Regions from separate parts of the Homo sapiens genome. Here region 2 is linked to region 1. The links are chromatin contacts, found by Hi-C or POLR2A ChIA-PET in ENCODE. All regions are on one chromosome and are shown on one strand. The core of a region is the stretch at or near the end of the contact, and the rest is flanking DNA. Distances in the headings are between cores, read along the strand shown. Region 1 overlaps MAML3 (mastermind like transcriptional coactivator 3). Region 2 holds the start of ELF2 (E74 like ETS transcription factor 2).

Region 1 (5,209 bases), core at 2,710-5,209:
CCTTCTTCTCTCCAAGGACCCCAGGATTCTCCTTACTAAGGATCCCCACTCTGAGCAGGTAAAACAGCAGGCCATAGTTTTATTTATTTCCTATCTATTTATTTCCTATCTTCAAACGAGACTATACACTCCAAAAAGCAGTGGGGTATCATCTCTGTTGTCCATTGCTCTATCTAGCTTATAGATCATTTTTGAGATAAAAACTTTATATATATATACGTATATATATACGTATATATATATATACGTATATATATATATACGTATATATATATAATATCAGAGGGTTAATGAACTGTCTGGAGGGAAAGATGGGAACTCAGACTTAATTTAACTCCTTGCTTTTCCCCGATGCAGACACCGAAACCTTGCGACTGAGCATCAACAGGTGCCTTCCTCCTGCAAGGAAACTTTCAGAAAATCTTCAAGGTAAACCAACTATCATTCTACCAGAATCAAGGACACCGGTTTCCAAAATTCTAATCCAAAAGGGGGAGTGGGACTGGGGGAAGATCATCAACAAGGCAATCCTTCACCTACTCCTACTCCTCAAAGCAGCATCAGATGAGAAGCCGGGTGAGGCATGTTAACCGAGAAGCCCTCCTCCAATTAATGTGCTATTGCTCCTTTAAAACCGAGAACAAACGGCGCGGCCGCTCCTGATCCCGGAGGCTGCAGAGCAGTAATTGTCACTTAGCCACTTAACTCCCCGCCGCACTGCTCACTCACTCATCGTGGTTTATCTCTCAGCCAATTACTGCTGTCATTTGCGTTTCAATGTGTGCCATCAGGGGCCAGGCCCAGTCGACAGCAGAACAGAAAACACCGGGAGGAGAGCCGACTGGCTTCCAGAGGCGGGTGGAGCCCACACCTCATTCCCTGCTGCTCTGTGGGAGCTTGGAAGGTATTCTCCTATCGCAGAGGCTCCCAAAACAGCTCCAGAAGGGACCCAAAACTACCTGACCACACTCCAGTTTTGTGCTGTGCCTGGCTGTACACTGAGGCAACCAAAAAGAAAAATTTGAGCCCTAAGTACCAAGTCAATAATAAGGATGGTGATATTAAAGCAACAGAAACTTTAGCAGCTTAGTGTGACAGCAGACAAGAGACAAGTAGAGGAAGTGGCAAGGATTCCTGCACTGTATTATTGTGAAATCCACCCAGGGCTAGCCTACAAATGTGAAGACAGGAAAACTTTATAGGTCTCGCTGCTCTTTTATGCGAGCAGATTTCCAGGCACGATGTTGTTCACCCATCTATAACTTGGCCCCAAAGTGTGAGGAACATATGAATTTTCTTAGGCGGTCCTGAGTTGAAATATCTAAAAATTATATTTGCATTCTATTGCCATATTATAGACTGGTGATACATTCTATACTTGGTAACACAATTTCATTTTTAAAAAAATTTCTTCAAGGCACAACCAGATGTGACTTTTTATAACTAAATCAGAAAAAAAGCTTGCCAGACCATGTGTCCAGATTTTTCAGTTCTGCAAAGATATCCTTTCTGGTTGCTCAGTGGATCCTAACCACAAAAGCTAAGACTCATGTTTGTTTGTTTTTTTTTTTTTTTTTTGAGACAGAGTCTCGCTCTGTCGCCCAGGCTGGAGTGCAGTGGCACTATCTCGGCTCACTGCAATCTCTGCCTTCCGGGTTCATGCCATTCTCCTGCCTCAGCCTCCCAAGTAGCTGGGACTACAGGCACCCGCCACCACGCCCTGCTAATTTTTTTTAATTTTTTTTTTATTTTTAGTAGAGATGGGGTTTCACCGTGTTAGCCAGGATGGTCTCGATCTCCTGATCTCGTGATCCGCCCGTCTCGGCCGCCCAAAGTGCTGGGATTACAGGCGTGAGCCACCGTGCCCAGCCAAGACTCATGTCTTTAAATAGTTTGTTTACTCTGCCTTCCTGGATCAAATCTATACCATCATGTGCTGCATTAGGGCTTTTCTCCCAGAAGGTTGAAACCTCCCATGATTGTAGAGGCAGCACCTTGGCTGTATTACCCTAGCCTGAGATTTCCTTTGGAGTGCATTCGGTCTGGCCGTCAGGTTGTCCTGCTCACTGTGCAGCATGATCCCCCTGACATTCCATCCTTTGGAGCCCCAGTAACCACAGCAGGAGGGCCAGCAGCTGAGGCTGAGCCAGAAGAGACCTGTTCTAGCTGGATCTGCACAGCCTGGTCTCTGGGTCTAAAATAAAACTCTTAACTTCTCTGCCAATGAGCTCTGCCAGGCCTGATGACGTAACAGGTCCCTTCAGTTCTATTTGCAGGCAAGGTCCATTTACATCAGGATTTCATCCAGGTAAGGGGGAATTTGGGAGGGGGAGGGAGTGAGGGACTCTCAGAGAATGGACCTGTCTTCCCATCATGCATGGAAAAGGTCTGAAAGAGCTGGTGAGGTGCCAAAGTAATTGTACACGTCATCTTGAGCTGTGCAAAGAGGAGCAGGCCTAGCTATAGCTAATTGCTATCCTCCGGCTATATGCTCCCCACTGAATACCAGAGAGGGGAATCTGTTCGGTGCATAACAAAGAAAAATCACAAGTAAAATAAAGCTAAGCAGCAGCCGGCCAACGCTGTGATGCTGCGACCGCCAACCATGGCCAGCCACACACAGGGAAACTCGGATTTGTCCTCACTCATCTTCTCTCAGGCCTTCTAATTAAGAAAACCTTAAACTTGGAACCAATTTACTCCTTTCTCGCTCATTTAAGTCATCACCCTGACCCATCTCTGATGAAGACAGAGCACTTCAAACAATGGAGAGTAGTTCCTAAGATAGCCGGTGGCCAACGTGAACTTCCTAATTAAGGACCCACACAAAAGTAACTTTCTCTTCTTCTGGGCTCTTTGTGTTTGTAAAAATGCGGCTTCAAGCTGAACAAACTATTTGATCATCTTCCCGCTTCCTTCCTCCTTTCCTGTCTGTCTGTCTGTAATGTTTCTCAGCTGATCAATAGCTGTCTCTCTGTGTCATGAAGTGTGCAATAAGCTGTTCTTTTTCTTTTGTCTCAAAGCCAGAAGACGCTGTATGGAAAGACCAGTTCCTCTTCTCCCACCCTTCTAGCTGTGCGTGGCAGCCCAGTGGAGGTCTGGACGCTTGCCACTGAGTGCCAAGAGCAAAACCCAGGCCAATCAGCAGGACGGATCCAAGCCCCTGACTGCAGCAGAGGTGCCTCTCCGCAGCCAGGCTGCAGCCACCCACAGCCTTGGGGCTGCCCTGACCCTGCCTCAGGCAGGAGCCCCGCCTCCTTCTCAAAGGACGTCACAGAGTACCTGCCCTTGGGGTGCCACACATCTTTCTTTGCTCTCTTTTTTCAGATTCAATTTGCCTGAATAGGAAGAACCTCTCCTTCCTGCCTAATCTATTCCCAGAAATCCCAGCTGCTCTCCCCAACTTTCACAGAGCAAATCAGTAGGCCCACCACTGTCCATGTTGGAGATCACACTGAGCCTCGTCTGGACCCCCCACTGCTTCTGGAGCATCTCCACAGACGGTCAAATCTGCATATCCAAACCTGAATCCTTCATCTTTCTCTCCCACTTGACCCCCAATTGGCAACAACACCCTGCGCTCCAGGCTGAGGGTCAGGCTTAACTGTCCCCTCTCCTCATCTCCTACATCCTCTGCAAGCTTTCTAAATTTTATTTCACACACATTTCTCAAATCCAGCCCCCAGAATCTAGAGATAAGACCACAGCCCTAGTTCAAGCCCAAATCCATCCTCCTCACTGCCCTTCTTGCCCCCTCTTCTTTCCAGGGGCCGCCTAACACAGAATTCTAACTCCATTGCCCTGTGTCCCTCTGCCCTACCCTCCGAGCCCCCCAATAACATCTGAGAACCCATGTTCCTCTCCACTGTCACCCACTCAATCCTTGCAGCAGGGACCTGCACTGGTTCCTACCCCGCCACAGGAAGCTTCCTGCTTCCTGTTCAGGCTCCACCCTCTCCAGAGAAAGGCCCCTCCTCCCCTTCACCCAGCTAATAACTCTGACTTTGTTCACGGACTCCCCACCTCCAGACTGGGCTAAGTGCTTCATACACATTTCTGTCATTGGATCAAGCTCCTAAAGGGCAGGGACTGGGTAATATTTCCCTGTGTAGTCTCAGCACCCAGTTACACACTGTGGGCTCCTGTTACACACAGCAGGTTCTCAGCAATTGGGATATTGCATTTGTACTTTCAGATTACTAGCTGATGCTCTCTATTACCTACCACAGGGCAATCAATACCTAAGTATGCCTTAGACCCATTCTGGTGCTACCTATTTAAAGAAGGCAGACTCCTAGACACCAACGGTTGTGTCTATGGAACATATTTTGTCTAGCAACTTACGCACTTTGGGGTACTTAATAACTTGATGGAGTTGAAGATGATGACGGTGACAATGACGTCAACCAGGACAGGAAACTGGAGATGATTAGACATCCTTTATTCTCCAAGGCTGTGTAGCTGCTTAAAACAGTTCTCGATGAGTCACAGAATGACAGCTCATTTATCTTGAAACCTTAACTAACCAGAATACAGCATGGACCCTCAGTCAGACACACTTCTGAGAAGCTGAAATACGTATCCGAAAGTTCACATGCTTGTCCACACACAAGTTAAAGAGGTAACTTGTGGAAGGGGTCATCTAGTCTGCATTCAGGGCCTATTTATTCTTGCTTAACATTCACCTTGATAATCTATGCGATCTCATTCCTCAGTCACAGCAAGTTATTTGATGTAAAATATGAGAAGAGGCGAGGTGGCAAGAGGCTGCTGGGGACTGACACGTGGGAGCAGTGCAGAAGAGAACCCTGACAAACCTTAAAAGAACACAAAGTACATAGTAGTCTTGGGATGGCTCATGTTGAGGGACAATGAGTTCCACACATATTAACAAACCCTAATGACACCATCACACAAAGGTACAATATTTACCCTCACGATGATGAGCAAGATACCGAGAGAGTTACATTCTGTGCAATATTTTCTACCTGCAGAGAAAAGGAAGTTGAGAGAATATTTTAAGATGATTTCTATCAAGGTGATTTTTTTTAAGGAGTTTTAGCATTTACTGAAGTAGATTGCATTTATCTGGAAATTTTGCTGCTGAGATACCTGACAAATGAGCCATTGCTTAACTTCATCCAGCATGGAACTATTAAGTAGCCACGGCACAGGCCTTGCCCACCAAGAGTGCACAGCCTAAAACAGC
Region 2 (5,874 bases), core at 2,872-5,371, 920 kb before region 1:
TCAGTGATTGCCTGAGGCTGGGGGTGGGAATAAGGGTTAACTGCAAACAGGCTGGAGGGAATTTTGGAGGCAATGGAAATGTTCGAAAACTAGCTCAAGGTGATAGATAGTTTCACGATCTATATATTTACTAAAAATTATTGAATTATATACTCAAAATGGATAATTTTTTTGGTATCAGGTAAGTCAAAAGCTAATTTATTAAAAAGTGTACATACCCAAAGAAATGACAACACATCTACACAAAAACATGAATATTCATAGCAGCATAATAGCCCAAAAAAATAGAAACTTAAATGTCCATCAACTGATGCACAGATAAATAAAATGTAATATGTCCATAAATAGAATATTACTCATCAATAAAAAAAATGATTACAGGGTGGGTGCAGTGGCTCACACCTGTAATCCCAGCACTTTGGGAGGCCGAGGCAGGCGGATCATGAGGTCAGGAGATCAAGACCATCCTGGCTAACACAGTGAAATCCCATCTCTACTAAAAATACAAAAAATTAGCCGGGCGTGGTGGCACGCGCCCGTAGTCCCAGCTACTTGGGAGGCTGAGGCAAGAGAATCGCTTGAACCCGAGAGGCGGAGGTTGCAATGAGCTGAGATCGTGCCACTGCACTCCAGCCTGGGCAACACAGCGAGACTCCGTCTCAAAAAAAAAAAAAAAAAAAGACTATAAAAAATTTTTTTAATTAAAAAGGATCAGGTGCAGTGGCTCAAGCCTGAAATCCCAGCACTTTGAGAGGCCAAAGAGAGAGGATTGCTCAAGCCCAGGAGTTCAAGACTACCCTGGGTAATATGGTGAAACCCCATCTCTATAAAAAAGAAAATAGATTAGCCGGACGCGGTGGCTCACCCCTGTAATCCCAGCACTTTGGGAGGCCAAGGCGGGCGGATCACGAGGTCAGGAGATCGAGACCATCCTGGCTAACACGGTGAAACCCCATCTCTACTAAAAATACAAAAAAAAAAAAAAAATTAGCCAGGTGTTGTGGCATGCGCCTGTGGCAGGAGAATCGCTTGAACCGGGTGGCAGAGGTTGCAGTGAGCCAGATCACACCACTGCACTCCAGCCTAGGCGACAGAGCGAGACTCCATCTTAAAAAAAAAAAAAAAAGAAAGAAAGAAAATAGATTTTAAAAAAAAAAGAAATGAAGTACTGACACATATTACAACATGGATATACTTTGAAAGCATTATGCTAAACGAAAGAAGCCAGTCACAAAAGACCGCATTTATGGTTTCATTTACATAAAATGTCCACAACAGTCTAATCTATAATGATAGAAAGTCGATCAGTGGTTGCATAGGACTGGGAGTGCTGAGGGAAAATGAAAAGCGACTGTTAATGGATATGGGGCTCTTTTGGGGGATGATTAAAATGCTGTAAAATTGAGTATAGTGATGGCTGCACAACTCTGAATATACAGTCGGCCCTCCATATCCATGAGTTCTGAATACATGGATTCAATCAATGAGGTACAGAAACTACTCAAAAAAAAATTATGTCTGTAAATGAACATGTACAGACTTTTTTCTGGTCATTATTCCCTAAACAATACACAGTATAACAACTATTTACATAGCATCCACATTGTATTAGGTAGTATGAGTGATGTGGAGATGATTTAAAGCATACAAGAGAATATGCAGAGTTTATATGCAAATACTATGTCAGTTTTATTCATTTTTCCTAGGAGACAGGATTTTGCTCTGTCACCCAGGTTGGTGTCCAAACTCTGGCCTCAAGAGATCCTCCCACCTCAGCCTCCTGAATAACTGGGATTACAGGCACAAGCCACTGCACCCAGCAACTATGCCATTTTATTTTAGGGACCTGAGCATCCATAGATTCTGGTGTCTGAGGAAGGCCCTAGAACAAATCCCCAACAGATACCGATGGACAATTGTAGTAAAAACCACTGAATTGTTCACCTGCAAAATGGAGTAATTTTTTAAAAAATTAATAAACCCACCAAACTGTACACTTTAAACTGAACTGACTAGTATGTGAATTATATCATCGTGAAGCTGTTACTCCTCCAAAAATGGTATACAACATGAGCAGGTAAAGCCACTAACATTAGCAGACCCTACAGGCCACAGGTACCAATCTGTTTACTTAGGACAGAAAAATCCCAAAGTTACAAATTCTTTCCAACCATACTCAAGCTGACTATTTTGTAAATGAGTATTTATGTCTGAAATGAAAGGCAATGATAAATCCAATGAGTTAAATCACTAAACTTAAAAATAGGTTGACATAAATATTCAAACTTCAAATGCCCAGGATATTCCAATTTTCTATTTCATGTGTTTAACTACTAGATATCGTCTCAATAATATTTACATGAATGTACTCTGTAAACTGTAATGCTCTATAAAAAGTTTTATTATTCCTAAATTCCCTTAAATGTAATTTAATGGTTTCCAGTCCTATATAAGTCATTCTACCTTTTGAAGAAACTCTGAAACACAAATATCCAATCCTTTCTTAGTAAAGCATACATCCTTCCGTGATTCTGGCACCAAAGAAAGTGCATAATTTACTTCAGGATAGAGAATCACAGATAAAAAGGAAAACAAATCTGATTATCAAACACACGATTACTATTCTCTCATCACCGGATTACAATTTAAACCATTAAGCTGAAGTAAATGTTCATGAACACAAGAAAGGGGGGAATTTTTAACAGTTTTACAATGACGTGTCCCCCTCTTCCTCATTTAATGAAGTACTAAACTTAAAGGCTATTCTGCAGCGAATCTGCCTCCTAGAAAGAGTCCATCCAGGATGCTGGCAGAGGGAAAAAGATTAGAAACTGTGCGATCTGGATTATTCTTGGTGTCACGGAATATTTTTTGAGTCCTTTATGGACATGGAATAAAAATGCCCAAATGGAGCAGAAGAGAGGGCTCGGCTACCCTGATCACAAAGCTCCTGGGGTAGAGTCAGCATCCAGCCCTGGCAGAGCCCTCCCTGTCCTCCTTCCGCGCCCCTAGACCATCCCGTCGCGCGGTCCCTGAGGACCAGCTTCGCGAGGATCCAGAAGGCGGTCACTGGACGTGCCTGTTACGAGCCCGTTTTTGTTTTGCTTAAGAAACAGATTCCGATCCGAGCAAAGCCTCCCTACCTCCCGGGGAATAGGGGGAGATGGCAGCACGGTGCCGGCGTGGAGAGCGAGAATAAAAGAACTGCCGAGTACAACCTGTCGTGCAAGCTAGCAGCGCCGGGAAGGAAAGGTAAGCGGCGGCGATAAGGCACGACAGGGAAGGAAACTGGTGTCCAGCGCCCCCCCCCGCCTGCCCGCCACCCAGAGCGGCCGGAGCCTCCCAGGTCCCGCCCCGAGCTCGCCGCCCAGCCCCGGCGCCGGCCGCAGACTCCCGCCCTACACAAACCCTCCCAGGACGCGCTTCCTCCGGAGCCGGACCCCCGCCCTGGCCTCCCCGCGGGATGAGGCGGGTCAGTTCAGTCCGCTTCTCGGCAGAGGTGACTCGCGCAGAGATGTAAACACGGAGAGACCAGCTGCGCTCGGCCCATCCCCCCCGCCGGGGTCTGTAACCTCTTCCCTCAGCCCTGCCCCGCGCCCCGCGCTCCCCGCGGGCAGGCGCGCAGCGCGCCTTCCCCTTTCTCCAAGTCCCGCTCCGCGACCGTTGCCTGGGGACACTCAGCCCCCTTCCCCCAGCCCCCGGCCGGTGTCACCGCCGCAGCCGCCGGAAAACCCCTCCGCAAACCCCGAAGCAAACAACACAAGCGCGGGGCGGGGGCGCGGAGGGAGGCGGCGGCAGTCGGGACAGCCAGGCTTTATCGCCGCGCCCTTCGCGCTCCCTCTCACCAGCCTCGGCTGCCCGCGCTCTTACCTGCTCTCCGCGACGCCTGGGAAGACCGCGGCGTCCTTTTCCCTCTCAGCAGGGCCGCGGACTAGCCGCCGCCGTTGGCCGAGCGTCCGGAGGGAGCCGGGGCCTCCCCAGCAGCCCGAGCCGCTCCACAGGGAGAGAAGGAGACAAAACAGAGGCTCGCCGCCCCGCGCAGCGACCCCCGCCCGCGCCGCCCCACCGACCCCCAACCGCCTAGGCGACGGCGGCGACACAGAGCTTGGCGCTGGGAGCAATGGTTGCCCCCGCCCCGCTCCGCTCCCGGCCCCCTCCCTCCACCCCCCGCCTCGGCTCCTCCCCCTCGGCCTCCTGCCGCCTCCACCAGGACACTGGAGTCCGCCTCCCCCTCCCCGCCAGCTCAGAGTGCTCCTCCCCTCCCCACGCGGCGGGGGGGCGGGGGCGGCACCGCCAGTCACCGCAGCGCCTGTCAAACGCGGGCCGGCTATTTATACCCCGCGGGGCCCCGCCGCCCTCGGGCCCCCACCAGCCCGCCGAACCTGCTTCTTTTGCTGTCTTGAATCCCGCCCTCTTCTCCTCGCCCAACTTCTCCCAAACCCGCCTTCCCAGGTAAAGACGCTCGTCACTTGTCCGGCTCCTTGCCCAGGGCTCCCCGATCTCGCTCTCCACTCCAGCCCCGGATTGGTGCAGGGGGCTCTGCCGCACGGGGCAGGCGTGTGAGGCCGATGGGGCCGCGCGTGCACCTGCAGCGCCCGCCGGCTTTCCCCCGCCGGCCGGGACCGCACGCACACACCCTCGCCACTCAGGGCCCCCGCAGGCCCCGCCGTCACCGCATCCCCAACTCAGGACTCTCGCCCTTCTCCGGAGACGGCCCCACAGTCGGGCAGTCTGACAGTTACAGGGGGGCGAGGTTTTGCAAAAACTCCTAGCCCGGTCTTTCCAGTTCCCACTCCTCAGCCTTGGCTTAGTGAAAGGTGGGGGTTCGGGCAGGAGCGCGACGCCGGCCCCGCCCCGGCCGGTGACGCACGTGGCGCACCGCCCCGCCAGCCTCGCGCCCCTCGGCGCCGCCAGCTCCTCCTCCCCGCTAGCAAAAGCCGGGCGTAGTACACCCGCGACCCCGCCCCATTCCCAGAAATTACCACCCGCCCAACAGCCCGGCCGCGCGGCGGTTGGTGCCGGCGTTTGCTGGCTGTCGGGTGGCTGGGCCCAGCGCGCAGCTGCGGAGCGCGGCGGGCGGCCCCTTGGAGCTGCCCGGGGAGCTGCGGGCACTCGCACCTAGCCATTGTCGCTCCTTGCGCGGTCCGCAACGGAGAAGTAACTCAAGTCTGAGTGTTGTTGGTGCGAGAATGAGAGAGTGTTCTGGTGTGGGAGTATTTTGGCCCAAGTGCCTGCGAATTCGAAAACGAAAACCCAGCAGTGGCTGCACGCTTCTGGTTTCCACACTTTCACACAAAGGGGAGCCTTCGAGCGGGGCACTCTCACGCGCCTTCAAGTGCACAAAAGCCAATGACACGGTGCCGTGGGTTGCCCTGTGTAGGAGCGTCTCTTTAATGGGCTTTGTAGGCACAGTTAATGCATACAAACGCCTCAGTCTATTTCTTCACCACCACCATTCCCCGCCGCGGCGTTTTCTGTATTTGTTTCTTTAACAAAGAGCACAGCCTGTCCGGTGCGCGCGGGGCTCCTTTTGCTCCCCTCCAGGGCTCCTGCAGCCTCGCCGCGATGGACCTGGCACCTGGCGCGGTATTCACCAGCTGATTTCTGGGCTCCAGCGTTACCCTTTTTACGGCTTCACAACCAGTCTGGAGCAAAGAAGAAACACTGAGGAATATAAGTGATAGCTGTTCTCTTGAAAGGGACGTGGGAACCGTGGAAATCACCCTAGAGTAAGGCTCAAATGTCAGAAAGCTGCAGGAGGCTCCAGATTTAAATCCCTGAAGAGCCTAAGAATGTAATGATCTCTTTCTTTTGTTAATACTGCTGTTGCCTCTATTTTCTTGGGGGTGAGTCTTCTCTTCCTTTCTTAAAAAG

Evidence for each region. Hi-C counts contacts between places; a loop is a spot of excess contacts on that map. ChIA-PET counts read pairs that join two places held with the same protein, here RNA polymerase II (POLR2A). Pooled maps may share reads with other maps.
Region 2: a loop to region 1 is called in a map of naive thymus-derived CD4-positive, alpha-beta T cell, with 4 times the contacts of the local background. The contact joins the promoter of ELF2 here to the enhancer-like site in region 1. A Hi-C loop is called at or near these places in 1 of 168 maps with a recorded cell type or tissue (naive thymus-derived CD4-positive, alpha-beta T cell) and 7 of 50 pooled maps. POLR2A ChIA-PET finds 5 or more read pairs at or near these places in 1 of 52 experiments (activated T-cell).

What each region holds. Positions count from the first base shown.
Region 1 is chr4:140,091,857-140,097,065 of GRCh38, forward strand. All of the region lies in intron 1 of MAML3 (mastermind like transcriptional coactivator 3), which reads right to left. Among named protein-coding and RNA genes, the nearest start is that of MAML3-AS1, 34 kb to the right of the region's middle. RefSeq lists enhancers at 368-1,219, 3,179-3,228. Within about 2 kb of position 3,960, at least 36 of the 41 ENCODE cell types and tissues checked have a DNase peak (open chromatin) inside an H3K27ac peak, as active enhancers do.
Region 2 is chr4:139,173,097-139,178,970 of GRCh38, forward strand. ELF2 (E74 like ETS transcription factor 2) reads right to left here and starts at 4,122. Exons shown (of 10, transcript NM_001331036.3): 1 at 3,871-4,122. It overlaps LOC105379412 (a long non-coding RNA gene), which reads left to right and starts at 3,059. Exons shown (of 4, transcript XR_007058273.1): 1 at 3,059-3,252. RefSeq lists an enhancer at 3,093-3,142, silencers at 3,743-4,702, 4,713-5,092 and a cis regulatory region at 5,459-5,583.